Regions from separate parts of the Homo sapiens genome. Here region 1 is linked to region 2. A link is a loop called in an ENCODE intact Hi-C map of the cell type or tissue named here. Cell type or tissue: mesothelial cell of epicardium. All regions are shown on one strand. Each heading gives the region's core, and the rest is flanking DNA. Links, peaks and the distances in the headings are about the cores only. Region 1 has its middle 110 kb from the start of CDC7. Region 2 has its middle 160 kb from the start of CDC7.

The links. A loop is a pair of places that touch in the nucleus more often than their neighbours do. Peaks named below come from ENCODE experiments on the same cell type or tissue, not always from the same donor. Only the 100,000 strongest peaks of a DNase experiment are listed, where the experiment ranks them.
Region 1: a loop joins it to region 2, with 30 times the contacts of the local background. A loop is called at or near these places in 2 of 110 quality-filtered maps.

Annotation. Positions count from the first base shown.
Region 1 is chr1:91,609,904-91,612,821 of GRCh38, forward strand. No RefSeq gene overlaps it. Among named protein-coding and RNA genes, the nearest start is that of CDC7, 110 kb to the left of the region's middle. RefSeq lists enhancers at 1,337-1,838, 1,839-2,338. In mesothelial cell of epicardium, for the core only: no CTCF peak of the experiment used is centred there; a DNase peak (open chromatin) is centred at 1,741.
Region 2 is chr1:91,661,864-91,664,781 of GRCh38, forward strand. No RefSeq gene overlaps it. Among named protein-coding and RNA genes, the nearest start is that of CDC7, 160 kb to the left of the region's middle. In mesothelial cell of epicardium, for the core only: no CTCF peak of the experiment used is centred there; no DNase peak of the experiment used is centred there.

The DNA.
Region 1 (2,918 bases), core at 209-2,708, 52 kb before region 2:
AGTTCCAGGCAAATGGTAGAAAAGCTTTTCGTTATGGGATGACTCTGATCCTGAGCTGACAGGAGAATCCCATAGAATTGAGACGCTCCAGCACCACCTTGGATTTTGCCCCACTGTCTGGTTCTGTGAAAGAGCGAAAAAAGTCAGGATGAATGAACCAGTGCATGAACAAATACATCATAGCCTTCCTTCCTCCGCAAAGGTAGAATCTTGGCAGTAGCCATCTGCCAGGGCAAGGAATGGCCTGAGAGGGTTAGGGGAGAGGCAGAGATGTCTAGGAAGTCATGAGGCTGCCACACAGTAGGAAGAGGAAGGCCTTCCATCTGCGGCTCCAGCCACAATTCAGGAGATCCCTGAGCTCCACCCATGGAAGCTTGGACAAGCCACATCTCTGTTCCTAATATGTTCCTACATATGTTCTCTAATCTCTAATATGGGAAGAATAGTCACAGCTTCCCTGCTTCCTCTGTGAGATAACACAGTCTTAACTGTTTTCACTGAAAAGTTGTCAGTGCACCCACAACTCCACCCTCCCTACTGACTCTGGGGCTGGCGAGCAGCCTTTCCCAATGTAATTATGGTTTCAGAACTTGATTTGATCCGTGTAATAAGCAAAACCATGTAATGAAAAGCCATGTTAAATGGAAATCCCATCCGAGTATTTTTGTGCTGGATCTTAGGAAGAACTCAAAGTGGGACACGTGAGGAGAGGACTGTGCTGATGAGAGCAAAGGAGAGAGCTGGGGTCTTGGAATAGGAAAAGGCCCATAGGTACTAGGAAGCTAATGAGTAACTAGCCATGGGCTACTGTGGTAAGAAGGGCAAGTATTTTGGATAAAACATGGAAGGGCTTCTTAACAGAAAAGGTTTGCTGCTACCAGCTGACCATACTATAAATCTTGCATTAATGCATTCACTTACTCATAAGTATTTAACATGCCCACCCCACTACTCTTGCTCAGGGACTGGGAGAGGAGAAGTACAAAGCTGTACTTTGAAAGTACCCTAGAAAGGGAGTTTGAAGGACTTGGCCACGATCTTACAGGCCTTATATTGGACAGACAATGCAGCCTGCTAGGGGTAGCGCACACAGCCAGGCTGCCTGGGCCCAGATCTGCCGTTTATGAGCTCTGCAACCTTGGGCAAGTTGCTTAATCATGCTGCGCTTCAGTTTCCTCACTTAGAAAGTAGAGATAACAATAGTCATTTTTTCATTAGGCTGTCGTGGGGAATAAACGATTTAATACATGAAAAGTATTTATAATAGAACAGAGCCTGCCACATCATATGTGCCCAATAATGTTAGCAATTATTGTTCCCTAGAAAGGGAGTTTTCAAGGAGGTGGCATCATCATCCAACATCAGCAGATTATTCCATGCATCGCAAAGTCAAATTTAACATTTTGCTTTTTTCTATTATATATAATAAACTTATTTGCTCACTTCTAACATTTGTCATTTTCAGCCTTCATTTTACCAGCACAGACTCTAGCTCTCGGTATTTGGGCCTTAAGATCTTCACAAACAAACAAATCTTTCTGAAATAGAAAAAAAAAAAAACAGACCCAAAAATCTAACACTATAGTGACCTCCTACTAGGCTTTAAGTTTAAACGGATTAGGGCAGGAAGTTTTACGTTCCTGTCGTATTTGCTGAAGGTGTATGGCAGGGTGCGGCGCCTGTTGCAGGATTCCAGCAGGGCCTGCCCTGGCTCCCCAGGGCTTTGCAAGGAAGCTGGAGAAGTCCGCCACCTCGCTGTCACTGCACATCAGTAGACCCCTATCCCCACCCGCAAACTCAGGGCACCCACAGTCTCTCCAAGGACTGCAGTTTTGTCGCCAGATTGTGGGAACATCTGTCTTGAATCTAAAGAGACAAAACAGATGGGCTTGGTTTCGGAGTTCCGCCCACTCCCCAGTGTGCTGTTGTTAGTGACCACAGGAGTGGGAGCAGTCCAGAGAGGTTCAGCCCAGGAACTCATTAAACTAAGCTCCTCCGAAAGGCACCTTCCAGTGTGGATGGGGGCAAGGAGGGAGGAGGGCAACTGGGGCCCAGCAGAACTCCTTCCTCCCAGAGCCCTTACAAAGGCAAGGGAGGTCGGCCTGGGCCAAGCTCCCCGCCCACCCTCCCAGCTTTGCACCCCCTTCTCAGCCAGACCCACTGCCCTCTCACAATGCAGAAATGAAGATGGAAGGAAACAGGGAACATGCAACCGCCAGACTCCCTCTGGAGCCCAAGTAACTGTTCCACAGTGTGCATAAAGGGGCCAAGCTGGTGCTCCTCCGGCTTGATGGAGTTGGTCAGTAGAAACTAGGATGTCCCAACCTTGTGATCCGTGGTCCATGCAGCACATTGTAGAGACATTGGTTGACTTTTCCATGAGTTAAACCCTGTCTGGGGATGGCATCCCAGACCCAGTCCGGAATGAAGGACATGACTGAGTAATAAGGGGACTGTGTGCTTAACAGAAGACATGACTGAGTAATAAGGGGGCTGTGTGGTTAATAGAAGCCCTGTGTTGCCGAATCAGGCTCACACTGGAGCCATGCAGCACCTCACAAGGGGAGCTGAACTCCGACAAGCACCACCGCCCTGATGTGCAACTGTGTTGAACAGCCTGGCCTAGAGCAAAGTCACCAGGATCACCAAGTAAAGCTTCCCTTATTTGAAAAACTCACATATAAATATTATGACCTAGTCTGCTCACCCTCATATTTTAGAATAATATTAGGATAACAATAATAGCTGCCACTTGGGGGCTTACTATATGTCAGATAATATACCAGCCATTTTTCCAATATTATCTCATTTAGTATTCATGAAAATTCTAGCGTTTTTTTAATCCCATTGTTCAGATGGTAAAATTGAGAATTGAAGAAACTAAGTAATTTCCCCAAGATGACATATCTGGTAAAGGG
Region 2 (2,918 bases), core at 108-2,607:
GGACCTATTGCTAATTTTCTGTATTGCTTAGTTAAGTCTAGGTGATCACTAAGGCTCTGACATGTTATGGTTCTCTAATTTACGGAGCATATTCAATGTGACAATAACAAGAAGTACCATGCAGAGAATAAAGAAACAAGATAATGTCCTATGTATGGTGCAAAAAGAATGGGCTTTGAAAGCAGCTTAACTCATTTGGATCCACATGTATTAACCACGTATTATTGGATAACTTCTTCAAGGCCTTATTAGTCTCGGCTTCTTCACTGATAAAAATAGGTATAATGCTAAATAGCACAGAGTGACCAGAAAAATTGACTGAGATGTGTAATAAAACCAAGCCCAGTGTTTGGCGCATATTAGCAGCTCAAAAAATGTTATTTTAAATCTTCTGTCTGGGGAACACGACTGATAATACTCATTATAAAGGCATGTGAAAACATCTAAGGAGAGGATGAAAGGGTTCATTAATCACAGATCTGTGTGACATACCTACTAAGTGCCAGGCACTGCTCTAAGTGCTGGGGATGGACTGATGAGCATGACACACACCCTGTTTCTTTTGGAGCTTGCATTCTGGATAGGGATGTAGCAGGACGAGCTGCAGACAAAACTCCTCAGACACCGAGTTAAAGAAGGAAGGGGTTTATTCAGCCGGGGGCATCGGCAAGACTCCTGTCTCAAGAGCCGAGCCCCCCGAATGAGCAATTCCTGTCCCTTTTAAGGGCTCACAACTCTAAGGGGGTGCGCGTGAGAGGGTCGTGATTGATTGAGCAAGCAGGGGGTATGTGACTGGGGGCTGCATGCACCGGTAATTATATCGGAACAAAACAGGATAGGGATTTTCACAGTGCTTTTCTATACAATGTCTGTATCTATGGATAACATAACCGATTAGGTCAGGGGTCGATCTTTGACTACCAGGCCCAGGGTGTGGCACCAGGCTGTCTGCTTGTGGATTTCATTTCTGCCTTTTAGTTTTTACTTCTTCTTTCTTTGGAGGCAGAAACTGGGCATAAGACAGTATGAGGGGTGGTCTCCTCCCTTATTTCCCCACTTTGAGATTCTCACTCAATAGTGGGAGTTCTCACTTTTATTTTTACTACCGATGTTTTCTTGCAAGACAGATCGATAGTGATTTATATAGTACACTTGTGCTGAAGCATTTTGGTGAACTAAGGTAACGATGAAGTTTTTATCATTTGAAGAAGTACAGGTAGCAAACAAGGGAGCAGTAAGCAGGTTCCTATTACTATTATAACTCTTATTATAAGAGTTTTACATCTTTCTAGTGCTGGGAACCATTTTCTAAACATGGCCCCAGGATCAAATCCATGCCACACTTGCACAGGCATATGTGCCAGTTTTGTCATATCTCTAACTATGTCTTTAACTACTTGCCCTTGATTATCTATGTGTAGGCAGCAATTAGTAAGGTTAAATTTCCTACAGACCTCTCTTTCAGCTGCTAGCAAGTAGTCGAGAGCTAATCTATTTTGATAGATAGCATTTCTCTTCTGAGTTTCTTGCCGGTCCAGAATAGTCAAGGCTCTGCCGGTTTTATTAGTGATTATTTTTAAGATAGCTTGTAACAATATGATTCGGTTGATCATGTAAATGGGGGTCCGGTATCCCCACGAGCTGTCTTGTGCTTAAGTAGCAGGCCTATAATATTGTATGATTCTCTCAGGGGGCCATTTATTATTTTTAAAATTTTCTATAGCTATGCTTCTCTTTTCATGGGAAGCATAGACAGGGAAGCCCAGGAGTTCACCTGTTTTTATGGGCAGTAGGAAGAAAGATGGTTTAATAGTGCCAATAACACAACTACCTGCCCACTGGTCAGGTAATTTGGTGTAAGCTCTATGCCCACATATCCAGTATAATCCAGTGGGGGCTGTCCAGTCCCGGTGGGACTCCGGGTGGGTCCACACGGTTTGCAACTTTGGGAATTTACTAAATGGATTTCTCTCTGTGTGATTTGAACTCCACCAAGTGACTGTTTTTGTGGTACCATTCTACAGTTTCTGTCTCAGACAACTAAGTCGTCCTACGGGGTGAGTGAATTCTTTTCCTTCTCTAGCTATGCAATATTGTCTAATAATTGAGGCTTTTAGGACCCAGAAATTATCAGGGTGATTCTTTTGAGCCGGGAATTCACCAGAAACTGGGTCTGTAGGTACTAATTCTCAGGCTTCCCCTGGCCATTGATCTCCTATTACAGTTCCTCCACATACGTACCATGAACTGATATTGAGAGACTGTGTTATATGCTCGGCTAATTGCAAAAACAAATTTCTTGTTTTTCCTGGAATTTCTGGTGCTGGCACATTTAGTTCATCATAGAAAGTTTGAAACACTGGCTCAGGAGAGCATTTGTAAACCTCTCCTCGAACCAAGATATTTACTCGAGGATCCAGTCCGGCCCCATCGATTCTTAAGGTCACACGCTCCTCTTTTTTTCTAGCAAGGATCAAGGGGATTGGTTATTGCTAGCTCTAAGGGGTTACATTGTCCTTTAGTACAGGAAGGGCCATTTTTTCCTTTCTGAAGGTGGACTGGATCTTTTTTATTTTTTTAATCCAAGTGGCCTAAATGACACAAGACCAGTATTTACATTTATTTCTACACAGTCCTAATTTATGGCAGATGTACTTATTTTCTGCCATATAGCCTCTTTTCTAATTAAGAGAACACACCTTGTTTCTAACTTATTACCATTAATGACAGCACAGGCATCAAATTTTAAGGTGACTTGTTTGGGCACCCCTTTTTCTTCTGTTTGGCTGACAATTTACTCATATCGTTTATGAGCCTCCACCAGTCCTCAGTCCTTAATCTTATTTTAAAAACTGTGGTTATGGGAGGATCAGATGGGTCATAACACACATCAGGTTGGTCATTTACTGGGCTACATA